Linked DNA regions of Homo sapiens: region 1 is linked to region 2. A link is an interaction called in ENCODE POLR2A ChIA-PET data of the cell type or tissue named here. Cell type or tissue: OCI-LY7. All regions are shown on one strand. Each heading gives the region's core, and the rest is flanking DNA. Links, peaks and the distances in the headings are about the cores only.

Region 1 (11,669 bases), core at 5,647-9,646, 66 kb after region 2:
GTAATCCCAGCTACTCAGGAGGCCGAAGCAGGAGAATCGTTTGAACCCAGGAGGCGGAGGCTGCCGTGAGCCGAGATCATGCCACTGCCCTCCAGCCTGGGTGACAGAGTGAGACCCTGTCTCAAAACAAACATGCAATTCTATAGGCCAAGGTATTCATGGACCACGTTCGTCAATGCATGTTTTCAACCAATGTGTACTGTACGTGAGGTGAGTGTTCACCTAACTGAAAACTGGAATGTTTGTGGGAATATTTCAGAAACAGGAAGGCCCAGGTCCCACGGGAGGCGTTGGGGGCCGGCCGGGTGTGCCGTGCCTTTTACCTTCCCAGCCCCTGCCCTGGACCTGAGGCCCCGCCTGATGGGCCCAGCCCTCTTCTTCCCTGCCTGACGTGTGTGCCCAAGTTAGCTCCAGTGAGGCCTCTGCTGTGGCTGCCCCACCCTAAGAGGCAGCAAGGAAGGTGGGTAGCCCGGGGGTCCAGCTCTGGACCTTGGTTCACTCACACCTCCCCACGCCCTCAGTGCTCCCGGGCACCCACACGTGGCCTGTGCATCCTCCTGTCACAGCAGCCTGCAGACCCCACACCCCTCACGGCCCAGGCTCAGCCTCAGCCTTGCAGCCTCTCGTCTCCGACGGGGGGCCCCTCTGCACCCTGCCCTCTGTGGTGGACGCCAGCTCCCAGCCAGAGCCAGCTATCAGTGAATGAAGGTCCTTGTGACTCCCACGTGGTAGCTTCTGTCAAGGGCCCAGTGGGCAGAGGCCCTGGCTGAGTCAACAAGGCTGACAAGGCTGTGTTCTGGATGCAGGCCCGGCAGATGTTTGAGGGGGAGGTGGCCAGCCTGGAGGCCCTCAGGAGCACGGGCCTGGTGCGGGTGCCGAGGCCCATGAAGGTCATCGACCTGCCGGGAGGTGGGGCCGCCTTTGTGATGGAGCATTTGAAGATGAAGAGCTTGAGCAGGTGAGTGTGTGTGAGACCCATATGCGCACATGTGTACAGGCAGAGAGAGACTCAGAGACAAACAGAGAGAGACAGAGAAAGGGATAGAGATGGGGAGGGAGACAGAAACAGGGAGAAGCCTGTGGCTGAGCCGTCCACACAACTGCCCGGTTATCAGAGGCAGGGCCAAGAGTTCCACCCTGCCATTCTTAATGGAGATAAAAAGTTACTGCTTTCTGGTATGTGACTGGTTTTCCTAGATAAGTTTGGCTGTAATGAGGCTGCATAAAATATATATATATACACATATATATATATATATATATATTTTTTTTTTTTTTGAAACACAGTCTCGCTCTGTTGCCCAGGCTAGAGTGCAGTGCAGTGGTGCAATCTCGGCTCACTGCAACTTCTGCCCCCAGGGTTCAAATGATTCTCCCACCTCAGCCTCCTGAGTAGCTGGGACTACAGGTGTCCACCACCACACCTGACTAATTTTTGTATTTTTAGTAGAGATGGGGTTTCACCATGTTGGCTGAGTTGGTCTCAAACTTCTGACTTCAAGTGATCCACCCACCTCGGCTTCCCAAAGTGCTGGGATAACAGGCCTGAGCCACCACACCTGCCCAAAATAAGTATATTTGAACCCATCATTTGCTTTGTACTTTATTTTTATTTTATTTTTCCAAGACAGAGTCTTGCTCTGTTTCCCAGGCTGGAGTGCAGTGATGCAATCTTGGCTCACTGCAAACTCCGCCTCCTGGGTTCAAGCAATTCTCTTGTCTCAGCCTCGCGAGTGGCTGGGATTACAGGCACCCCACCACCTCACGCAGCTATTTTTTTTTTTTTTTTTTTTGAGACGGAGTGTCGCTCTGTCACCCAGGCTGGAGTGCAGTGGCGCGATCTTGGCTCATTGCAAACTCTGCCTCCTGGGTTGACGCCATTCTCCTGCCTCAGCCTCCCGAGTAGAAGGGACTACAGGCGCCCGCCACCATGCCCGGCTAATTTTTTGTATTTTTAGTAGAGACGGGGTTTCACCATGTTAGCCAGGATGGTCTCGATCTGCTGACCTCGTGATCTACCCGCCTTGACCTCCCAAAGTGCTGGGATTATAGGCGTGAGCCACCGCGCCCGGCCTAATTTTTGTATTTTTAGTAGCATGTTAGCCAGACTGGTCTCAAACTCCTGACCTCAGTGATCCGCCTGCCTTGGCCTCCCAAAGTGTTGGGATTACAGGTGTGAGCCACCACACCCAGTCCATCTTTTTCTTTTGCTTTTTCTTTCCTTTTTTTTTTGTTTTTTGAGACAGAGTCTTACTCTGTCGCCCAGGCTGGAGTGCAGTGGTGCAGTCTAGGCTCACTGCAAGCTCTGCCTCTTGGGCTCAAATGATTCTTCTGCCTCAGCCTGCAGAGTAGCTGGGACTACAGGTGTACCACCATGCCTGGCTAATTTTTTGTATTTTTAGTAGAGATGGGGTTTCACCATATTGACCAGGCTGGTCTTGAACTCCTGGCCTCATGATCTGCCTGCCTTGGCTTCCCAAAGTCCTGGTACTATAGGCCTGAGCCACTGTGCCACTATGCTTGGCCCTGCATTTTCACTTATCATTACTTTCTCAGCATTCCTCCCTTAATTCCTGGTACCTCCTAAGACTTCTGTTGAAGCTCACTTGGTTAATTCCTGTTTGTGATTACATGATGTTATTTTCTGGAAAGAGTCTTTGCCAGTGCTGGGCGTGGTGGTTCACACCTGTAATCCCAGTATTTTGGAAAGCCGAGGCAGGAGGAGACCCCATCTCTACAAAAAAAAAAAAAAAAAAAAAAAAAGCCAGGAATGGTGGCACAGGCATGTGGTCCCAGCTAGTTGTGAGGCTGAGGTGGAAGGATTGCTTGAGCCCTAGAAGTCAAAGCTGCAGTGAGCCATGATTGTGCCACTGCACTCCAGCCTGGATGACAGAGCAAGGCCTGGCCCCAGAAAAGAAAGAAAAAGCAAAAGAAAGAGTCATTGCCTGGTGTTCACTTTTTACTGTTTGAAGAATGGAGAATAGTTTTCAATGTATTTAAACCTTTCTCAAAATGGAACAAACTGGGTGGTGTTATTTATTATTTGTTATTTTAATTAGCTGCATTTCTTCTTTCCTCAGTCAAGCATCAAAACTTGGAGAGCAGATGGCAGATTTGCATCTTTACAACCAGAAGCTCAGGGAGAAGTTGAAGGAGGAGGAGAACACAGTGGGTATGTTCAGATTGCTTTTGGGTACCCTTGATCCAGCCACATTGTCTACCCTAGATGGGTGCTCATGGTACTTCTTGGTGGCATTTCAATAATAGGTTGAGTTGTATACCGTCTGTCTTTACACTACATTATGAAAATGAGATTATTAAATAAGAATTTTGATGTAGCTGATAAGCTAGTAGAATTGGCACATGATCCCTTTTATACCCAGCCCTCCTGTCTGGTGTGCTTGAGGTAATAATAACCCCTTTTATACCCAGCCCTGCTGTCTAGTGTGCTTGAGGTAGGAGTGTCCTGGCAGATCCATATATTGACTAATTGCTACTGTATGTAGTACATCCTCAGACCACCTATATTCTAGCATGCGTAGCCCAGGCTTGTACTGATGCTCTGCTGAGGTCTGGCATTTAAGAGAAAGACAAACAGCTCCTTCAGGCCAAGGATCTCTGTCAACAGGCCGAAGAGGTGAGGGTGCTGAGCCTCAGTATGTGGACAAGTTCGGCTTCCACACGGTGACGTGCTGCGGCTTCATCCCGCAGGTGAGTGCCTGGGTGAGGGTGTTCCCTGATGCCCTAATGCTGGTCACCCACTCTTTATATGTGACAGAATGCTAATCTCCCAAGCACCAGCAAGATTGACTACTTGATTTCTGAAAGCAGAGTAGAAGCTGTGATACCTGGAATGGGGAGAGCAGACGCTGAGGGTCACTGAGCTGAGCTGGGCAGGGTCATGGGACATGCTGGGGCAGGCAGATCAGCATTCCAAGCAGAGCGAGCCTCAAGTGCAAAGGTTGTGTTGCACAAGGCTCCTGATGAGTCTGAGGGACTGGAGACAGTGGGTGATGGGTAGTGTGCAAAGTCAGGGATTAAGTGCTGATTACTCAGCTCCTCTCCTGAGGCCTTTACAAATTATTATTTATTTAGATACAATTGAAATATAATTCACATAAGATCCACCATTTTAAAGGATTAGAATTAATTGGTTTTTAGTACATTCGTGATGGTGTGCAACCATCACTGCTGTTTAACTCCAGAACATTTTCTTTCTTTTCTTTTCTTTTTTATTTTTTTGAGACGGCATTTTGCCCTTGTTGCCCAGGCTGGAGTGCAATGGCACGATCTCGACCCACCGCAACATCGGCCTCCTGGGTTCAAGCGGTTCTCCTGTCTCAGCCTCTCAAGTAGCTGGGATTACAGGCATGCACCACCACACCCGGCTAATTTTTGTATTTTTAGTAGAGACGGGGTTTCATGTTGACCAGGCTGGTCTCGAACTCCTGACCTCAGGTGATCTGCCCTCCTCGGCCTTCCAAAGTGCTGGGATTACAGGCACGAGCCACCGCGCCTGGACTTAATGTTGTATTTTTAGTAGAGATGGGGTTTCTCCACGTTGGTCAGGCTGGTCTTGAACTCCCAACCTCAGGTGATCCACCCACCTCGGCCTCCCAAAGTGCTGGGATTACAGGTGTGAGCCACCATGCCTGGCCAGAACATTTTCATTATCCTAAAGCAGAACCCATTAGCAGTCACTCCCCATTTCCCCCTTTCCTGGTCCCTGGCAACCTCTAATGTACCTTCTGTCTCTTTGAATTTTCTGGATATGTCATATGAGTGGAAACACATAATATGTGATCTTTTGTATCTTTCATTCAGCATCATGTTTCACAGCTCTTCCATGTTGTAGCAGGTGTTAGAATGTTATTCTTTTATGGCTGAATAATATTCCATTCTATGGCTAGGCCACACGTTTCTTTACATATTCCTTTTTATGGCTGAATAATACTGGAGCCTCTTGAACCATCATCTTTGAAATCTGTGAAGTTCCAAAGAAGACTTTGGACAGCCCAACTGCCCTGTGCTTCTCTTGAAGAAGCCAATATTGGACCATATTTTGGTTTTGTTAGGAACACAGCACCCATTATATAAGAGCTAGTTCAAAGTCACTGCTTCTTGAAGAGAGAATACTTTCAAATCTGTCTCCTTGTCGACGCCCGTCCTGACTAGTTGGGTCCCTGCGAACAATGACCAAGCTCTCCCTGGTGTGGGTAGAGGGTGATTCTCCCAGCTGGAGGTCACCTGGGGCAAGATCCTCATGAAGCCCAAGCAGATTTAGGGTTCCCAGCCAACAGGCAGTCCTCACATCTGGGCTCGCTAGAACTGCACATGGAGCTTACCAGATTTACCGAGACCCCCGAGATCTCAGCCACAGCTGGCTCCCCTGGGGTCACACACCTGTCCGGAGCCAGTGAGCAGCACCCTCTTCACCTGTCCAGGTGAGCACGGCTGGGTGCAGCTTGTGGTCCTGTGGTCCTGCTGTGGATGCTGAGGTCAAGGGCTGCAAGTGGCGGGCTCTACAGGACTTGGCTGGCCCAGCAGAGTGGTGTTTCAAAGAAATGAAGTGAAATCTTACCCAGAGCCCCTGTGTGTGAAGCAGACGAGAAGGGGGCTAGTCTGTTTGGAGCACAGGGAGCCCCTCAATGCCCCTCGGACTCCAGGATCAAGGAACCCACCTCAGATCAGGTGCAGCCTGGCTAGGAAGGGTGAGGCGCCAGGGAGGACACCTGCCCTGCTTCCTGCTTGTTGTGCCTCGGACAGCACCAGGTTCCGGAGGCTTCCCACTCCTTGGGAGGGCTCAATGGGTCCTGGGGGAATGTGTGCTGCAGCCAATGGGGGGCAGTGCTGAGCGGCGGGCTCCTCAGACACCTGGGCACTAAGGCCCCCTGGGGCTGCCAGCTGGGTCGGCTGTGGTGCTTGCCCCATGCTCTGTACACTGCCACATACAGGCACCCTTCTAAGCACTTCACTGAACTCAACTCACCCACTTGCCCTAGCAGGTAACCAGGCAGATAATGTCACTGATCCGTTTTATAGATGAGGAAAGTGACATGCAGAGTTCATGCCTGGGTCCATGGAGCTTGTCAGCGGGGCAGCTGGGCTTCGACCCTCAGTCTGGCTTCAGACCACAGGCCCTGACCATGACGCAGCCCCTCTGTCAGGGGAGGCCTGGTCATTGGGACCAGCTGTGTACCCAGGTGGCACCTTCCCCGGGTAGCTTGGAGGATCACAGCCCCTCTGTTCAGGTGGCAGGACTGGGCTAGCCCAGGCTGGTCGCCTGCTTCCAGCACTAAACCTGGTTGTCTTCTGGAAAGAGTACAGAGCTCAGACGCTGGGAGCTTGGGCAGGCAAATGGGAAATAACGGGAGGCTGCACGGTGCACCTCTGAGCTGGGGATCTGACAGCCAGGCTATGGGGAGGGGCCTTTCCATCCTGCTCTTGAGGTGCACACAGCACCAGAGGGTGAGCCCAGGGGCCGAGTCACCACAGCACCCATGTGCAGGGAGATTCTTGGTGGGGGCCACTGACCAGGGCGGTCCTCCCCGAAGGAGTTTTACAAAATAACCCTTTGTATAAAATCAGCTTCGTATTTTTCTCTACAGAGGTGTAATTTGACATAAATTGCACCCATTTAAAATGTATAATTTGGTACATTTTGATGTTTGTACCTGTGAACCTTTACCACAGTCAAGGTGAGTATACTGATTACCCCCAAAAGGTTCCTCGTGCCCTTCCCTGCCCCTGGGCAACCATTCATTGGTGTTGTCACTGTAGATTAGTTTGCATCTTGTGGAATTTAATATAAATAGAATCATGTGGTATGTCTTCTGTCTGCTTCTCTCATGAAGGGGTGGGTTGCCCCTCCACACCTGTGGGTGTTTCTCGTTAGGTAGAACGAGAGACTTGGAAAAGAAAAAGACACAGAGACAAAGTATAGAGAGAAATAAGGGGACCCAGGGAACTAGCGTTCAGCATATGGAGGATCCCGCCAGCCTCTGAGTTCCCTTAGTATTTATTGATCATTCGTGGGTGTTTCTCCGAGAGGGGGATGTGTCAGGGTCACAAGACAATAGTGGGGAGAGGGTCAGCAGACAAACATGTGAACAAAGGTCTTTGCATCATAGACAAGGTAAAGAATCAAGTGCTGTGCTTTTAGATATGCATACACATAAACATCTCAATGCTTTACAAAGCAGTATTGCTGCCCGCATGTCCCACCTCCAGCCCAAGGCGGTTTTTCCCTATCTCAGTAGATGGAAGGTACAATTGGGTTTTATACCGAGACATTCCATTGCCCAGGGACGGGCAGGAGACAGATGCCTTCCTCTTGTCTCAACTGCAAGAGGCATGCCTTCCTCTTATACTAATCCTCCTCAGTACAGACCCTTTATGGGTGTCGGGCTGGGGGACGGTCAGGTCTTTCCCTTCCTACGAGGCCATATTTCAGACTGTCACATGGGGAGAAACCTTGGACAATACCTGGCTTTCCTAGGCAGAGGTCCCTGCAGCCTTCCACAGTGTTTGTGTCCCTGGGTACTTGAGATTAGGGAGTGGTGATGACTCTTAACGAGTATGCTGCCTTCAAGCATTTGTTTAACAAAGCACATCTTGCACCGCCCTTAATCCATTTAACCCTGAGTTTGACACAGCACACGTTTCAGAGAGCAGGGGGTTGGGGGTAAGGTCATAGATTAACAGAATCTCAAGGCAGAAGAATTTGTCTTAGTACAGAACAAAATGGAGTCTCCTATGTCTACTTCTTTCTACACAGACACAGTAACAATCTGATCTCTCTTGCTTTTCCCCACACTCTCACTCAGCATAATCATGCTGATATTTATCCAAGTCTAAAATCCTTTGATATTCATCCGTGATACACATCCATGTTGCATGTGTCAAAAGCCCATTCCCCTGTACGGATCTAACACAGCCTGTTTATCCATTCACATGTGGATGGATTTCTGGATCATTTCCAGTTTTTGCTCATACAAATAAAGCCGCTGTGAACCTTTGTGTACAAATCTTGGTCTGGACAAATGCTTCCACTTATCTCGGGTAAATACCTAGGAGGGGGATGACTGTGTCATATGGTAGGTCCATATTTAGCTCTTTAAGAAACTACTGGCCGGGTGGGGTGGCTCACACTTGTAATCCCAGCACTTTGGGAGGCTGAGGCGGGTGGATCACAAGGTCAGGAGGTCGAGACCATCATGGCTAACACAGTGAAACCCCGTCTCTACTAAAAAATACAAAAAATTAACAGGGCATGGTGGCGGGCGCCTGTAGTCCCAGCTACTTGGGAGGCTGAGGCAGGAGAATGGCGTGAACTCGGGAGGTGGAGCTTGCAGTGAGCCGAGATCTCGCCACTGCACTCCAGCCTGGGCGACAGAGCAAGACTCCGTCTCAAAAAAAAAAAAAAAAAAACTACCAAACTCTTTTCCAAAGTGGTTGCACCATGTTGCATTCCCACCAGCAGCATATGGGAGTTCCAGTTCCTCCACATCCTTGTCAACACTTGAGATTTTTTGTTTTAAATTACAGCCATCCTAGTGGGCGTGAAATATTATCTCACTGAGGTTCTATTTTGCATTTCCATAATGACTGAAGATGTGGAGCATCTATTCGTGTGCCTGTTTGCTGACAAAATATCTTCTTTGGTGAACCATGTGTTCACTTATTTTGTCCAATTTGTGAATAGGGTTTTTTTTTTATTATTGAGTTTTGAGATTTCTTTGCGTATTTAGGATATGAGTGTTTTACCAGATATATGATTTGCGAATAGTGTCTCCTAGTTTGTTGTTTGTGTATTTTCTTGGAAGCGTCCTTCAGAGGCTGGGCATGGTGGCTCGCGCCTGTAATCCCAGCACTTTCGGAGGCCGAGGTGGGCAGATCACTTGAGGTCAGGAGTTCGAGACCAGCCTGGCCAACATGGTGAAACCCCATCTCTACTAAAAATACCAAAACATTAGCCAGGCATGGTGGCGGGCACCTGTAATTCCAGCTACTCGAAAGGCTGAGGCAGGAGAATTGCTTGAACCCGGGAGGCAGGGAGGTTGCAGTGAGCTGAGATCGTGCCATTGCACTCCACCTGGGCAACAAGAACAAAACTTGGTCTCAAAAAAAAAATTTCCTTATTATCCTTTTTATTGTTGTTGAGATGGAGTTTCACTCTGTTGAGCAGGCTAGAGTGCAGTGGTAAGATCTTGGCTCACTGCAACCCCTGCCTCCTGGGTTCAAGCGATTCTCCTGTCTCAGTCTCCCAAGCAGCTGGGACTACAGGCACCTGCCACCACGCCTGGCTAATTTTTGTATTTTTAGTAGAGATAGAGTTTCACCATCTTGGCCAGGATGGTCTCGAACTCCTGATCTTGTGATCTGCCTGCCTCGGCCTCCCAAAGTGCTGGGATTACAGGTGTGAGCCACCGCGCCTGGCCTCTTGCTTACTTTAGGTTTAATGTGCTCTTTTTCTGGTTGGTTAATGTAGCAGCTGAGGTCATTACTGTGAGATCTTTGCTAACACAGATGTTTAGTGCTACACATTTTCCCCAAGTACTGCTTTAGTGGCATCTCACAAATTATAAGTTGTGTTTTTGCTTTCATTCAATTGAAAACACTTTCTAATTTCCCTTTAGACATCTTTCTTAAACAGATTTTAGAACTGTGTTTAGTTTTAAAATATTTGAGGATTTCCCAGAATTTTTCCTATTGATTTTGTTTTGTTTTGCTTTTCTGAGACGGAGTCTTGCTCTGTCACCAGGCTGGAGTGCAATGGCACAATCTCAGCTCACTGCAACCTCTGCCTCTTGGTTTCAAGAGATTCTCCTGCCTCAGCCTCCCGAGTAGCTGGGACTACAGGCATGCACCATCACGCCCAGCTACTTTTTGTATTTTTAGTAGAAATGGGGTTTCACCATGTTGGTCAGGATGGTTTTGATCTCTTGACCTCGTGATCCACCCACCTCGGCCTCCCAAAGTGTTGGGATTATGGGCGTGAGCCACCAGGCCTGGCCTTCCTATTGATTTCTAATTGAATTTGATTATACTTTGCATGCTTAAATTCTTCTCAATTTATTGAGATCTGTTTGCATGGAGAGAGAAATCCTACTCTATTCCTCTTCTTATAGGCCACTAATCCTATTGGATTAATAATTCACCCTTACGATTTTATTTAACCCTAATTACCTCCTAGAGGCCCTTCCTCCAAATACAGGTATATTAGGGGTTAGGGCTTCAACGTAGGAACGGGGGTGGGCACCATTGAGTCAATAGCAGGATATGGGATTTATCTATTTTTCCTGCAGTTCTTTTACGTATTTTGAAGCTGTGTTATTAGAGGTGTAGGCATTTAGGATTATTATGTTCATTAGTCGACTCCCTTTGTGAAATGACTATATTTGATTTTCTTTGCTTTGAAATCTACTTTGTCTTGTATTAATGTAGCCACTCTAGCTTTCTTTTTTTTTTTCTTTTTTTTTTTGAGATAGAGTTTCACTCTTGTTGCCCAGGCTGGAGTGCAATGGCGCGATCTCGGCTCACTGCACCCTTTGCCTGTGGGTTCAAGCGATTCTCCTACGTCAGCCTCCCAAGTAGCTGGGACTACAGGCCCACGCCACCATGCCCGGCTAATTTTGTATTTTTAGTAGAGATGGAGTTTCCTTATGTTGCCTAGACTGGTCTTTAACTCCTGGGCTCAAGGGATCTGCCCACCTCAGCCTCCCAAAGTGCTGGGAATTGCAGGCGTGAGCCACTGTGCCTGGCCTCCAGCTTTCTTTTGACTAGTGTTAGCATGGTATATCTTTTCTATCCTTTCAAGCTTTTTTTTTTTTTAGTAGATAATGTCTTTTTGCACATAACTTATTGTTGGATTTGCTTTATTTTTCCAACCTGCCAATCTGTCATTTACCAAGAGTATTTATTTTTGACATTCGTATTTAATGTGCTTAGTCATATAGTTTTGAGTCTGTCATCTTGCAATTTGTTTTTTGTTTCATCTGCCCTTTGTTCTCTCTTTACCTGCCTTCCTCTGGGTTGAGTATTTTATGTTTCTGTCTTACCTCCTTTGTTGGCTTACTAGGTATCTTTGCTGGGTTTTGAATGGTCCCTCTAGGGTTTAGGCAGCACTTGGCTCCGAATTGCAACAGTGGCCTCTTTTCCCTTGTTGTCCAGGTGAATGAGTGGCAGGATGACTGGCCGACCTTTTTCGCCCGGCACCGGCTCCAGGCGCAGCTGGACCTCATTGAGAAGGACTATGCTGACCGAGAGGCACGAGAACTCTGGTCCCGGCTACAGGTGGGCACGGCAGTGACTTCTCTGGGAAAGAGCTGGTCCTCTCATGATCCCGCCGCATTTGTGCGGGTTCATCTGTAAAACGGAGCTGGAGCAGGGAACACTGAGTCCTGGAGCACACATCAGGGAGGAAGGGGGGCAGGGGCGGGGGTTCCCCCAAAAGGGAGTCCGAAAGGAGTGAGGAGTGAAGACACACTTGGCTCCTCGTGCCCCTCTCCACTGCTAGGTCACCAGGTATTTAGCCTCAGACTTTCCTCATGTGAAACACAGGTGCTTGTAAATGGTGGTGTTTACCATGATTACTGTTCTTACTATCAGTAACACTTGTCCACTCCATCGTGTTCCTCTCCCATGGGAAGATGTGGGTACCAGATGAT
Region 2 (15,757 bases), core at 6,484-10,483:
AGAATTCCTGATTTTTTTTTTTTTTTTTTGAGACGGAGTCTTACTCTGTCGCCCAGGCTGGAGTGCAGTGGCGCGATCTCAGCTCATTGTAACCTCCGCCTCCCGGGTTCAAGGGATTCTCCTGTCTCAGCCTCCTGAGTAGCTGGGATTATAGGCGCCCACCACCACGCCCGGCTCATTTTTGTATTTTTAGTAGAGACTGGGTTTTACCATATTGGCCAGGCTGGTCTCCAACTCCTGACCTTGTAATCTGCACGCCTTGGCCTCCCAAAATGCTGGGATTACAGGTGTGAGGTACCGCGCCCGGCTTCCTGATGGTCTTTTTAAGCGCCCTACGAGTTTCAAAACCATCTTTCGTTTCTGTTTTCATGGAGTCATGGATGCTCACAGTCTGAAGTGCTGTCACGATCCACGATGTTGGACCCTGGCCCACCCGAACCCCTGTCTCCCTTCCCCATTTTAATCCTTTAAAATAACTTCTTTTGCTATGCATCTCCAGATTGATGAAGAACATACTTACATTCCTACTTCCTGACATTTCAGTTTTAGGCATCCACTGACTTTCCACTACAGAAGATGAAAATGTAGCTCTCGGTCACTGACACACCCCACCCCTGTAACTCCAACACACACAGTCACACACATCCTGTACTCACTGACACACCCCACCCCCGTAACTCTAACACACACTCACACGCTCCCTGTACTCACTGACACACCCCAACCCTGTAACCCTAACACACACAGTCACACATCCTGTACTCACTGACACACTTCACCCCGTAACTCTAACACACTCACACGCTCTCTGTACTGACACACCTCACCCCTGTAACTCTAACACACACACTCTCACACACATCCTGTACTCACTGACACACTTCACCCTGTAACTCTAACACACACACGCTCCCTGTACTAACTGACACACCCCACCCCTGTAACTCTAACACACACTCACATGCTCCCTGTACTCACTGACACACCCCACCCCTGTAACTCTAACACACACACTCACACGCTCCCTGTACTCACTGACACACCCCACCCCTGTAACTCTAACACACACTCACATGCTCCCTGTACCCACTGACACAGCTCACCCCGTAACTCTAACACACACACTCACACCCTGTACTCACTGACACACCCCACCCCGTCACTCTAAAACACACACACTCACACACCCTGTACCCACTGACACACCCCACCCCTGTAACTCTAACACACACTCACATGCTCCCTGTACCCACTGACACAGCTCACCCCGTAACTCTAACACACACACTCACACCCTGTACTCACTGACACACCCCACCCCGTCACTCTAAAACACACACACTCACACACCCTGTACCCACTGACACACCCCACCCCTGTAACTCTAACACACACTCACATGCTCCCTGTACCCACTGACACAGCTCACCCTGTAACTCTAACACACACACTCACCCACTGACACAGCTCACCCCTGTAACTCTAACACACACACACGCTCCCTGTACTCACTGACACACCCCACCCCTGTAACTCTAACACACACACATGCTCCCTGTACTCACTGACACACCCCACCCCTGTAACTCTAACACACACACTCACACGCTCCCTGTACCCACTGACACAGCTCACCCCTGTAACTCTAACACACACTCACATGCTCCCTGTACTCACTGACACACCCCACCCCTGTAACTCTAACACACACACTCACACGCTCCCTGTACTCACTGACACACCCCACCCCGTAACTCTAACACACAAACTCACACGCTCCCTGTACTGACACACCCCACCCCTGTAACTCTAACACACACACTCACACGCTCCCTGTACCCACTGACACACCTCACCCCTGTAACTCTAACACACACACTCACACGCTCCCTGTACAGTTTTGTTGCTTTTTAAGCTAGATGGATATTCCATTCTACACTGTCATAACCAGGTGCTATGGTTTGAATGTGTCCGCTAAACTTCACGTTAGAAAGGTAAACCTCCAGTTTGTATGTTGATTGGAGGTGGGGCCTTTGCCAAGTAATTAGGATTAGGTAGGGTCAGCAGGGTGGGGCCCTGATGATGGTACTGGTGGCCTTACAAGGAGAGGAAGACACCTGAGCTGACGGGCTTGCGCGATGCCCTCTGCCAGGTTATGACGCAGCAGGAGGCCCTCCCCAGATGCAGCCCCTCAACCTTGGACTTCCCAGCCTCCAGAACTGTAAGAAATGCATTTATTTTCTTTATAAATTACCCAGTTTGTGGTATTCTGTTACAGCAACAGAAAATGACACCAGGTAGACGCCATCCACAGCTGAACCACCATATGGTATACAATGTTTATTTTTCCTTCATGTACGAATTTTTGTTTCTACTGGAGTTAAAAATTGCCTCATTGTACCAGGCGTGATGGTTCATGCCTGTAATCCCAGCACTTTGGGAGGTCAAGGCAGGTGGATCATCTGAGGTCAGGAGTTTGAGAGCAGCCTGACCAACATGGTGAAACCTCATCTCTACTAAAAATACAAAAACTAGCCAGGCATGGTGGTGGGCGCCTGTAGTCCCAGATACTTGGGAGGCTGAGGCAGGAGAATCGCTTGAACCCGGCAGGCGGAGGTTGCAGTGAGCTGAGATCGTGCAACTGCACTCCAGCCTGGGTGATGGAGTGAGACTCTTGTCTCAAAAAAAAAATTGCCTCATGTTTACTTGTTGTTTACTCATTGTTTACTTGTTCAGTTTTCTCTGCATTTATTACTAATTCATCACTGTAATTTTCCCCAACTATCTAAATCTGCTCTCGGTACCTGCAAACATTCAGGAATTTCACTTTCTTTGGGGCATCTTTCCAGACCTTCTGTCCTGCTCCCATCTGGACTGGGAGGACTGTTGCCCTGGGGCCCCCACTCCCTTACTGCTGGATTCCATCCTTCCCTCTCTTAAGCTGACTCCTCTTTTCAATTCCTGAGAAAGGTGCATGGAAGAAGGTAGTATCTGAGACTTTGCACGTCTGAAAATGTCTTTAGGCTGCCCTCACTCTTCCTTGTGTTTGGACAGGCATACAATTGAGGGAGAAGATGCTTTTCCCTTAAACACGTTCAGTCATTCCAGAGTTCCTTTTGAGATCGGCCGTAAACTCATTCTTGACCCTCTGAATGCAACCTGGTTTTCCTCCTGGTGGGCATGGAGGCGCTTCTCTGAAACTGCACACCTTGTGGGCCTTGCTGTAGGGATCTTCGTGGCCAGGCTGACCACTCCATGGGCCTTTCAATCTGGAGACACAAATCTCAATTTTGGGGAACTTTCTTGGATAATTTGTTCTCTCCTTCTGGGATGTGATTAATCAGATACTGGGCCTCCTGAGCCTGTTTCCCACCTTTCTTGTCTGATTTTGCATCTCTCTCTCTTTTTCCCAGCATTCTGGGAATTCATCTCATTTTAACTTTTATCCCTTCTTTGAAATTATTGTTTTCAATGTCCAAGATCTTTCTTATTTTGTGACTATCAACACTGGACAAACTAGAAAACGCAACAACCTGGCCAGGCGCGGTGGCTCGCGCCTGTAATCCCAGCACTTTGGGAGGCCGAGGCGGGCGGATCACCTGAGGTCAGGAGTTTGAGACCAGCCTGGCCAACATGGTCAAAGCCCAACTCTACTAAAAATACAAAATTAGCCGGGTGTGGTGGCGGGTGCCTGTAATCCCAGCCACTCAGGAGGCTGAGGCAGGAGAGTCACTGAGGCTGGGAGGCGGAGGTTGCAGTGAGCCAAGATCGCGCCATTGCACTCCAGCCTGGGCAAAAAAGAGTGAAACTCCGTCTCAAAAGAAAAGACCAGGCGTGGTGGTTCACGCCTGTAACCCCAGCACTTTGGGAGGCCAAGGTGGGCGGATCATGAGGTCAGGAGTTCGAGACCATCCTGGCTAACAGGGTGAAACCCCGTCTCTAGTAAAAATACAAAAAAAAAAAAAATTAGCCGGGTGTGGTGGCGGGCACCTGTAGTCCCAGCTACTCGGGAGGCTGAGGCAGGAGAATGGCGTGAACCCAGGAGGCGGAGCTTGCAGTGAGCCGAGATCGCGCCACTGCACTCCAGCCTGGGCGACAGAGCAAGACTCGTCTTAAAAAAAAAAAAAAAGAAAAGAAAAGAAAAGAAAAAGCAACCTAAAACACCTGGGGAATGACTGACTGAACGGGGGAGGGGCCTCCTTGTCACCTGCGTCACTCTGGCATCGCAGGCAACGTTCGTATGGTTTGGAGTTGCTGCCGGCCAGCTTCCTCACCAGGTGGGAAGAACGAACCCCAGAATGAACCTAACACAGAAGAAAGCAGGGCCAGGGTGTGTGCAGGGAGTAGGCAGAGGAGAAAGAACAACACGAGATAATCCTGACGGCATCGTTCAGGCACCAGAATCCAGCCACGCCTGAAACTACACCAGCCCCTCAACCTGCCGGCTGTGTGGGGCACCACATTCCTCTGTGCTGAAGCTATTTTGAGTTAATTTTCTTGTTTGCACCAAAATGTCTGGTAGAAAACCCACAAAGCACAATGACTGGAGAGAGAGAGAGAAAACATCTGACACCCCCTAAACTGGGAAAAGCTACAAAGGATGCATTTTCACATCTTCCCCAAGCAAAGTACAATGACCTCCACATCCCGGAATTTCACTAACAATAAACAAGAACTGGAAATAAAATCGAACTCAGTGATAATGATTTCATTATTCACCATCATGACCAAAACTGGACTCAGTGTCTTCTTCAGCTGGCAGTTCCCATTAGCACAGCCCGGATGCATAACCCACACCCACAACCTGCCCTGGCAAATGACCAGCTTTGAAAGGACAATGACAGCCGCCTGTCTGACGTGGTCTCCACCAAGCGCTGGCTTCCTTCACAGCAGCACTTGGCCCTTCTCCCGAATCTATTCTGCTCCCGTGGATGGCACTCCCTTTACCCCATACTTCAGAACTGGGGGTGGGGCAGGGTAGGGTAGTACCTTAGCCAGTGGGGTTGCTATAATGAAAATACCATAAGCTAGGCAGCTCCTAAACAACAGAAACTTGTCATCACAGTTCTGGAGGCTGGAAGTTCTAGATCAAGGTCCAGGCAGAGCCAGTGTCTGACGAGGGCTGCATCCTGGTTCATGGAGGTGTCTTCTCCCCATGTCCTCCCCTAGCTGGAGGGGCGAGGGAGCTCTTGGATGCTTCACTCATCCCATCCACAAAGCCCCACGTGACCTAATCATCTTCCAATAGCCCCATCTTCTAACACCATCACCTTGGGGTTAGGTTTCAGCACCCGAATTTGGGGGGGTCACAAACATTCACTCTCTTGCAGGCGGGTGGGGAGATAAAACCTTAAAAAACAGTGCCCTCCATCTGCTACGTGGGTCCTTCTCACCAGGGGGGAGAGGTGGCAACAGTGACGACCTGAAGCCCCTGGTACTCTGAGTCTCCTGGTACGGGACGGTGAGGACCCCACAGGGCTGGTAAAGCACAGACGCTGCAGCCTGGGGCCTGGGATCAAATCCAGTCCCAACACCAATGTCTTCGTCCATCTCCCCCGGGTCTCCGTTTCCCTGGCTATGAATGGGGAACCGACCGCCTCGTGGGACGCACTCACCACAGCTCCTCAAAATGTGTGCACCTGCTGCCAGCAGTCCACGTCAGCTCAGCAAAGGCTCCAACTCCTCCCCAAACCTCTGTGGTCACACACAGTGAGGGCACCCCTCACCTTCAACAGCATCTCCCCCACACACAGTGAGGGCACCCCTCACCTTCAACAGCCTCTCCCTCCACACAGTGAGGGCACCCCTCACCTTCAACAGCCTCCCCTCACCCCACACAGTGAGGGCACCCCTCACCTTCAACAGCATCTCCTCACCCACAGAGTGAGGGCACCCCTCACCTTCAACAGCCTCTCCCCCCCCACACAGGGCACCCCCGACCTTCAACAGCCTCTCCTCACCCACACACCAATTCCGTGGCGAGTCTCTCGGCTCTTCCCAGCCACCCCTACAAAGCACCATTCCCTTTGCATTCGGATGGGTCCTGTTTTGAGGCTTACCCCCGCCAGTTTGACATCTCTGCTTCAGTGGCCTACTAATTTTTCTTTTTCTTTTTCTTTTTTGAGATGGAGTCTCGCTGTGTCGCCCAGGCTGGAATGCAATGGCGTGATCTCAACTCACTGCAACCTCCGCCTCCTGGATTCAAGCGATTCTCCTGCCTCAGCCTCTCCAGCAGTTGGGATTACAGATGCCCGCCATCACACCTGGATAATTTTTTATTTTAGTACAGATGAGAGTTCACCATATTGGTCAGGCTGGTCTCGAACTCCTGACCTCAGGTGATCCACCTGTCTCAGCCTCCCAAAGTGCTGGGATTATAGGCGTGAGCTACCGCGCCCGGCCGGTAGCCTACTAATTTATTTATTTATTTATTTATTTTTTCTGAGACGGAGTCTCACTCTGTCGTCCAGGCTGGAGTGCAGTGGCACGATCTCGGCTCACCGCAAGCTCCACCTCCCGGGTTCAAGCAATTCTCCTGCCTCAGCCTCCCGAGTAGCTGGGATTACAGGCGCCCGCCACCACGCCCAGCTAATTTTTGTATTTTTAGTAGAGACGGGGTTTCACCATGTTGGTCAGGCTGGTCTCGAACCCCTGACCTCGTGATCCACCTGCCTCGGCCTCCCAAAGTGCTAGGATTACAGGCGTGAGCCACCGCTCCCGGCCAGCCTACTAATTTAAACAATTAATGTTCAAGCTATCTCTGAATTAATACCTGAACTAAAAGCTGAATTTCTTCCAAGTCCCAGGTTCTCAGCCCATCGTAAAAGCTCATTACAATGAGATTCCCCTCAGAAAGAGCTAAAACCAATCACTGGTTTCTCCCGTCCCAACAGGGCAGAAAGCATTACAAGCCGGGCTGCTTCCAGGAGGTGGCCCATCCTGCAGCGGCCAGCTCAACACACTCTGGCCCTTCCCTGATGTGTCCCCCTTGCCACAGGTCCGAGGCCCAGAGGCGGCCTGTGTTGTGGCTCTCCATCAGCCCTGACGCCGCGTCTCTGTCCCTGTGGACTCGGCCTTTCCCAGTGGGAACCCTGCCTTCCCGTGTCCACCTTCCAATCCTCGTCCACCACCCGTCTCCAGGGCCAGCACCCAAGCGTTTGGGGTTTCCAGGCACAGGTGGCCTGGCCCTACACAGAGCCCGCATCCTCTTTGCGCAGGACACTTGAAGTCTGCTGGAACCCCCGGATGTGGGGCCCTCTGACCCCAGATGAGGGCGTCAGTGATGCTGCGGTGCTGCACCTGCCCGACCCCTGCACCTGACCCGGGGCCTCTTCTCCATCCCTCAGCCACAGCCCAGAACGTCTGGACACTGGGCCCAGCGAGCAGCGACCAAACTCATTTCAAGTCTCTCTTTTTTTCTCTAAAATCAATGCTGTTCCAAAGATAAACCCTCTAACGCAGCCATGTCTGCCTAGAGAAATCCTCAAACCATATCCTTTCATAGCTATGTTCAAATTCAATTTGTGAGAAGACTCTTCTTTTCATAAGCCCATTGATGGAGCCATTTTGTTTCAGTCTTTGCAGTTTTTTTTGTTTTTGTTTTTGTTTTTTACCTTATCTCCCATCTGTGTGTTTGCTCTTTCGTTATTTACCGTTTCTCCTTCTCTGTGTTACCTTACGTTTTGGTCCACGAGAAACTAAGAAACATTTTTGACATCAGCAGTGTTAGCGTTAGGATAATACAATTCAAGCTCACTGCACTTAGCTGATTAACTTACCATGTACTCTGTCCATCAAAATATAATAAAGATATACAAAGCTTCTAGAACAAAGCCCGTCAGAATGTTCACTGAGTGAGTCAGAAAACAGGGACAAAAAGATAATTTTAACCTTCTAAAAAACAAGAACAAAAAAGGGAGAAGTCAAATGCCACACCATTCTCTACACTTGGAGCTGCATAATGAGTAAATATTTTAGGAATCTGTTTTAAGTCATCTACCACCTGCTTAATTCTATTTTAGTAAGTGGCATAACCGCCTTCACAAGCGAGGATCTGTTGATGGTGCAAATATTGATTCAATACAATGTACAGACGTATTCATCTCTCAGCCCAGCTTTTGAGAAATCTGTCTTATGTTGAGTTAAAACACCGGAAAGCCAAAAAGCAGACTGGCGGTCCCCGGGGCAGAGGGGAGGGGCAGGGCGAATGGCCACTGGACAGCACAGGGCTCCTGGAAGTGGCCGGTGCTGACGCTGCAGTGTGGTGGTGATTCAACGCCGCTTTACACCTGCACCGTAAAATGCTCACATCTGACTTTAAGTGTGTGGTTTTTGTGAAAGCAGCTCCCTTTCTGCGTTTTTTTTTTTTTTTTTTTTTGAGACGGAGTCTCGCTCTGTCGCCCAGGCTGGAGTGCAGTGGCGCCATCTCGGCTCACTGCAAGCTCCGCCTCCCAGGTTCACACCATTCTCCTGCCTCAGCCTCCCAGGTAGCTGGGACTACAGGCACCTGCCACCACGCCTGGCTAATTTTTTTGTATTTTTAGTAGAGACGGGGTTTCACCGTGTTAGCCAGGATAGTCTCGATCTCCTGACCTCGTGATCCACCTGCCTCGGCCTCCCAAAGTGCTGGGATGACAGGCGTGAACCACTGAGCAGCTCCCTTTCTGAACAGTCAGGAGCAGCTCGCGCCCACCAGCAACCACCTTCTCCGGTAGCCTGAAGGACACCACAAGCCTTATTATTATTATTATTATTATTTTATTTTATTTTATTTTTTGAGATGGAGTCTTGCTCTGTCGCCCAGGCTGGAGTGCAGTGGCGCAATCTCGGCTCACTGCAAGCTCCGCCTCCTGGGTTCACGCCATTCTCCTGCCTCAGCCTCCCGAGTAGCTGGGACTACAGGTGCCTGCCACCACGCCCAGCTAATTTTTTGTATTTTTAGTAGAGACAGGGTTTCACTGTGTTAGCCAGGATGGTCTCGATCTCCTGATCTTGTGATCCGCCTTGGCCTCCCAAAGTGCTGGGATCACAGGTGGGAGCCACTGCGCCCGGCCGCCACAAGCCTTATTTATTTAAATCACCTTTGTCTTAGGACACTAAACTCCCAAAAGGTGAGGCCTGGGACCAGCATCAGGCTGGACAAGTGCTGCAGAGGCCACGCCAACCCTGTGCGGCCACTGCTGCCCCGCCCAGTCACTAAGCACCTGCAGGTCACCGAGCACAGGGCAGGGGGCAGCCTCCACCAAGCACAGGGCAGGGGCCAGCTTCCACTGAGCTGTCACCACCACAGGACACCTGGAAACACGAAGGAACACGGCCCAGAAGCAGTGTCCTGGAGCGTGGCAGCTGCTGCCCGAGCAGGCTGCGGGGTGAACGCAGTCGTGGGAGGCTCACGAAGAGACATCGTCTTGGGGAAGGGGGATCAAGGCAGCCACAGTGGCTGTGGGAGGGACAGAGGGGCCAGATCCCAGAGCTCCCCTCACAACCCATCAGAGTGGTGGATTCCCTGAGGCTGGTTGTGGGGCTGGACATCTTGTGACCACAACTCCCAGGGCCTGAGAAGGGGGCAGCTGTCCTCGGGCTGGCCCGTCCTGCTCAGACCGGAGGCCTGGCAGGGTTCGAGGGCTCAACTCAGGCGGGCCCGGGCTCTCAGGGTGGGGTGACCTCTGTCACGGAGGTCTCATGCAGCCTTGGACCCCACACTGGGGCCTGGGTCTCTCCTAGGTTCCCATACACCCAGGGGAGTGGCCATAGGATCCAGTCCTGCCCTGGCCCTGGGTCGCAGGCAGGAGCCCCACCCACCTTGGCCACGACCTGCCAAAGAGGGGTGTGGGCTCTGGGCGGGGCCGCTCGGGGGACGGGACGGCAGTTCCCCCACGTGTGTGAGCTTCTCAACTCAAAGTCCTGGCTGGAGGCTGGAGGGTTCCAGGAGGCCACCCCACCAAGGCTGCCTGACACTCTTTGCTTCTGAAGTTAAAAAAAATATCGCATATGAAAAAGCTTATTTAAAATCAAGTCATTCATGCTTGGTACTAAATATTTACCACTACAATCTTATCACCCATGGACAACTACGATTAATATTTCAGTGTAGTTCATTTCACTGTTTATGTATATATATGATTTTCTTTCTACCTAGTAGTAATACCTATAATGATATATGTAATTTTAACATTTTTCATATGAAGTATTGATACAAATGTTTTAATTCTAAAATATAATTTCTGGGCCAGGCACGGTGGCTCACGCCTTTAATCCCAGCACTTTGGAAGGCTGAGGCAGTTGCATCACAAGGTCAGGGGTTTGAGACCAGCCTGGATAACATGGTGAAACCCCGTCTCTACTAAAAATACAAAAATTAGCTGGGCTTGGTGGCGTGCACCTGTAGTCCCAGCTACTCAGGAGGCTGAGGCAGGAGAATCATTTGAACCCGGGAGGCAGTGAGCTGAGATTGCGCCATTGCACTCCAGCCTGGGCAACAGAGCAAGACTCCATCTCAAAAAAAAAAAAAAAAAAAAAAAAAAAAAAGAAAGAGAAAAGAAAATGATGTTTGAGAGAAAATTAGCTAAAAATGAAGGCAAATATATCTGCTTCATATACATTGAACACAGTTGCCAAAACACTACATGTGGTAATATATTAACTCAAAAAACATGAGTTTTTGGTAGGTAAGTGGTAAATGAGCTCCCCCACCCCCAACTCCTTAGTGAAGATTTGGCTAAAAATCAATTTATATAACTCAAAGATTGCTGGCTCTCCTAGGGAACATAACTTACCTATGGTAGGAAATATTACATTTCTAGACAAAAAGGCAAACGAGAGTAATACCTCTGAACAGTTAGAAGCAGCCGTCTGGGAGAAGTCTCCTAATACAGGAAGCAGTAGTTAACCAGTGCAGTCAGACACTGGGTAGGGAAAAAAGCCCCTCTGCTTGGATGAGCACAGCCTCACTCAGCAACCCAGGCTCTGAGTGCGAAACAAGCAACCCTGCAGCAAAGCATCTCAAGGCTCTGTGTGGAGGCTTTGGAGCCACCAGAACTGGGCTCAGATGGGGGATTTCTCTAGCACTGTGATTCCAATCATTAAAATAACTTACTATACAATAAATTAAAAGTAAAAATATAAAGTAAAAGAGATAACTCCATCAATAAAAAATATACCAAATTCGGCAATCTATTATTGTAGGAATGCAAGGTTGGTTCGACCTTTGAAAATCTATCAATGCAATTTATCACATCAATAAATCAAAAAAGAAAAACCCACATGATCTCAGTGAGGCAGCATTTGACAAAATCCAATACCTTTTCACAACAAAAGCTCTCAGCAAACTAGGAATACAATTCCCTTAACCTGATAAAGTGCATCTTAAAAAAAAGAACCTCAAAGCTAACATTTTACTTAATGGTAAAAAACAGAACGCTTTCCCCATGAAAATGAGAAAATATTTTCCCCATGAAAATATCCACTCTTACCACTCCAATTCAATATCATTTTGGAAGTTATAACCAGGGCAATAAGGCAACAAAAAGAAAGAAAAGGCATGCAGATTAAAACCATCTCGATTACCAGATGACATTACTATACACACACACACGCATGCACACACACACACACACAGGCACGCATGCACACACACACATACACCTCTCCAAAAACCAATAAGAAAGCTATTAGAACTCATAAGTGAATTTAGTAAGATCAAAATATACAAGGCCAACATGGAAAAAAACAGTTGTATTTTTAAATACTAGCAGTAAACAATCAGAAATTGAAATTAAATAGCACTAGGTACAGTAGCCCCCAAACCATGAAATACTTGAGTATAAATCTAAAAAAAAGTGCAAGACTTATATATTAAAAGCTACAAACCACTAATAAAAGGAATCAAAGAAGACCTAAATAAATGGAGAGACATACCATGTTCATGATTGACAGAATCAGTATTGTTAAGATGACAAGTCTCCCCAATTGATCTATAGTTTTAGTCCCAATCAAAAATCCTAGCAGGACTTTTCTTGGTAGAAATCAACAAAGCCAACATTTAAAAGGAAAGTCAAAAGAGCAAAGTTGGAAGACTCAGACTCCTCAAACTCAAGACTTACTATATATTTAATCAACACAGTATGGTACTGGTATAAAAAATACTGAATAGAAAAATGGAACAGAATTGAGTCTAGAAATAGGCCCACACAAAAATGGCCAATTGATGTTTGACCAAAGTGCAAAGGCCATACAATAAAGAATAGTCTTTTCAACAAATGCTGCTGGAACAATTAGACATCCCTGTGCAAAAGTAACGAATCTCAATCTATACCTCACACTATATTAAAAAACGAACCCGGCCGGGCACGGTGACTCATGCCTGCAATCCCAGCACTTTGGGAGACCGAGGCAGGCAGATCATGAGGTCAGGAGATCGAGACCATCCTGGCTAACAAGGTAAAACCCTGTCTCTATTAAAAATACAAAAATTAGCCGGGCATGGTGGCACACGCCTGTAATCCCAGGTACTCGGGAGGCTGAGGCAGGAGAATTGCTTGAATCCGGGAGATGGAGCTTGCAGTGAGCCGAGATCATGCCACTGCATTCCAGCCTGGGCTACAGAGTGAGACTCCATCTCAAAAACAAACAAAGAAACAAACAAACAAAAAAACCCAAAATGGACCATAGTCATAAATGTAAAATCTAAAATTATAAAATTTCTAGAAGAAAATCTTTGTGACTTTGGGTTAGGCAAAGATTTCTTAGATATGACATTAAAAGGATGGTCTATAAAAGAAAAAAACTGATCAACTGGATTTCTTCAAAAGTAAAAACTCTTATTCTTTAAAAGATACTAAATGGAAAGAAAAGGCACAGATGGGGTGAAAATACTTGAAAACACATTTCTGGGTAAAGACTTACATCCAAAACGTATTTAAACATTCTCAAAATTCAATAAAAAGAAAATAAACAATTCAGGTTTTTCAAAATAAGCAAAAGAGGCCAGACATAGTGGCTCACAACTGTAATCCCACCACTTTGGGAGGCCGAGGTAGGATGATCTCTTGAGCCCAGGATCTCTTGAGGATCTCTCAAGGGCAGTCTGGACAATATAGTGAGACCCTCATCTCTACAAAACTTTTCTTTTTTTAATTAGCCAGGCCTGGTGGTGTGCACTTGGAGTCCAGCTACTGGGGAAACAGGTGGGAGGATCACTTGAGCCCAGTAGGTGGAGACTGCAGTGAGCTATGACTTGCACCACTGCACTCCAGCCTGGGCAACAGAGCAAGACCCTGTTTCCAAAAAAAAAAAAAAAAAAGAAAAGAAAAGAAAAGAAAAAGTGGGCAAAAGATCTGAAAAGACACTTCACCAAAGAGAATATGAGGATGGTAGATGAGCACAGGAAATGCAAATTAAAATTACAATAAGATACTGGCCGGGCGCAGCGGCTAACGCCTGTAATCCCAGCACTTTGGGAGGCCGAGGCGGGTGGATCACCTGAAGTCAGGAGTTCGAGACCAGCCTGGCCAACATGGTGAAACCCTGTCTCTACTAAAAATACAAAAATTAGCTGGGTGTGGTGGCAGGCACCTGTAATCCCAGCTACTCGGGAGGCTGAGGCAGGAGAATCGCTTGAACCCGGGAGGCAGGGGTTGCAGTGAGCCAAGATTGCGCTTTTGCACTCTAGCCTGGGTGAGAGAGTGAGACTCTGTCTCAAAAAAAAAAAAAAAAAATTACAATGAGATACCACTGCACACCCATGAGTGGCTAACATTTAAAAAAAACAAAACCAAAGAATGTTGACAACTGAAACACTCACACACTGCTGACGGGGATGCAAACGGTGTGGTCAGTGTGGAAAAGGGTTTGGCAGTTTCTTATAAAGTTAATCATTCATTTATCATATGACCTAGCAACTCCACCCCTGGATATTTACCCAAGTGAAATAAAAACAAGTTCGCACAAAAACGAGTCATAAACATGCACAGTGGCTTTTTTCATAGATCGCCAAAAGCTGGAAATCACCCAGACCCTCCTCAGAGGGTGGGTGGGTGATGGACTGTGGTTCATCTCTACTGTCCCACAATCAAAAGCAATGAGCTCTTGGTGCACCTGACAAGTCAGATGGCTTCAGAGGCTCAGGGCTGCTGAGTGACCGGAGCCAGGTTCAAAGGCCTCCGGGATGCAGGCACGTTGGAGGCTGAGGAGGTGGGGTTGGGGAGGGGCTGCCTACAAAGAGGCTGCGGAAACTTCTGCGTGGTGGAGGTGTTCTCCACCTTGACCGTGATGGCGGTCACACCACTGTCTTTGTCAAAACTCAAGACGGGGCCAGGCACGGTGGCCCACGCCTGTAATCCTAGAACTCTGGGAGGTCGAGGCGGGTGGATCACCTGAGGTCAGGAGTTCGAGACCAGCCTGGCCAATATGGCAAAACCCCATCTCTACTAAAAATAGAAAAATTACCCGGGCGTGGTGGCAGGCGCCTATAATCCCAGCTACTCAGGAGGCTGAGGCAGGAGAATCGCTTGAATCCAAAGGCAGGGGTTGCAGTGAGCCGAGATCATACCATTGCACTCCAGCCTGGGTGACAAGAGTGAAACTCTGTCTCAAAAAAGGAAAAAAAAAACAAAAAAACTCAAGAAGGGAGACATTTTACTGTAAGTAAACCATATCTCAATAAAAGCAGAGAGGAAGCGGGAGAGGAAAGGAATGGGGAGGGGGAGGGAGGACGGAGGAGGGAGGGGGAGGGGGAAGTGGGCCAGAAGGGAAAAGGAGGGTGGGGAGGGAGGAGGAGGAGAAACACCACAGAAAGAGACAGCACACGCAGTGGTCCTCAACTGTGGCCGTGCACTCAACTGAACGCAGATTCCTGGGGCCTCCTTGGAGTCACCAAGTCCTTCACCGCACACAGGGACGAAGCTTCAGTGCTCCAACCCCAAGCATGGACGACCGGCAGAATGAGCTGTGTAGCCCGTAGGGTCCCAAGGAGACAGCCCAGCAGTGAAACGCTCAGATGGGGCGGGCCCCAGGCACCCGGCCTGCCTCCAGGGCAGGTCCTAGGGGCCCCTCCAGGGCCCTAGCCAACAGGAACCAACAGGGCCAGGGGCTCCAGTGCTGAAGCTCCAAGAAGAGGGGACCCACAGGGTCCCTGGGTGCCCAGCTCTTCCTTCATGAGAACGAAACTGTCCTTTCGGGTTTCACCATCTATCTATACTGGGTTGAAGTGTCCCCCAAAGGCTCACATTCACCCAGAACTTCAGAATGTGACCTGATTCGGAAACAGGATCTCTTCTTCTTCTTCTTTTTTTTTTTTTTTGAGACGGAGTCTCGCCCTGTCACCCAGGCTGGAGTGCGATGGTGCGATCTCAGCTCACTGCAACCTCCACCTCCTGGATTCAAACGATTCTCCTACCTCAGCCTCCCAAGTAGCTGGGATTACAGGTGCCCGCCACCACACCCAGCTAATTTTTGTATTTTTAGTAGAGACGGGGTTTCACCATGTTGGCCAGGCTGGTCTCAAACTGCTGAACTCGTGATCTGCCCGCCTTGGCCTCCCAAAGTGCTGGGATTACAGGCGTGAGCCACCGCACCCAGCCTTCTTTTTTTTTTTTTTTTTTGAGACAAAGTCTCACTCTGTCATCCAGGCTGGAGGCTGGAGTGCAGTGGCACGATCTCAGCTCACTGAAACCTCCGCTTCCGGGGTTCAAGTGATTCTCCTGCCTCAGCCTCCTAAGCAGCTGAGATAACAGGCACCTGCCACCACGCCCAGCTAATT

Evidence for each region. ChIA-PET counts read pairs that join two places held together with the same protein. Peaks named below come from ENCODE experiments on the same cell type or tissue, not always from the same donor. Only the 100,000 strongest peaks of a DNase experiment are listed, where the experiment ranks them.
Region 1: POLR2A ChIA-PET joins it to region 2 with 17 read pairs; 3 of 35 experiments call an interaction of 5 or more read pairs at or near these places.

What each region holds. Positions count from the first base shown.
Region 1 is chr17:82,737,683-82,749,351 of GRCh38, forward strand. FN3K (fructosamine 3 kinase) reads left to right here. Exons shown (of 6, transcript NM_022158.4): 2 at 807-958; 3 at 3,081-3,172; 4 at 3,629-3,711; 5 at 11,173-11,295. Among named protein-coding and RNA genes, the nearest start is that of FN3K, 7.9 kb to the left of the region's middle. RefSeq lists an enhancer at 5,951-6,587. In OCI-LY7, for the core only: a CTCF peak has its summit at 5,863 (motif pointing right); no DNase peak of the experiment used is centred there.
Region 2 is chr17:82,670,524-82,686,280 of GRCh38, forward strand. All of the region lies in intron 1 of RAB40B (RAB40B, member RAS oncogene family), which reads right to left. Among named protein-coding and RNA genes, the nearest start is that of MIR4525, 10 kb to the left of the region's middle. RefSeq lists enhancers at 9,187-9,712, 9,713-10,237. In OCI-LY7, for the core only: CTCF peaks have their summits at 7,294, 7,503 and 9,202; DNase peaks (open chromatin) are centred at 7,258, 8,168 and 8,687; H3K4me3 peaks cover 1,909 bases; H3K27ac peaks cover 3,460 bases.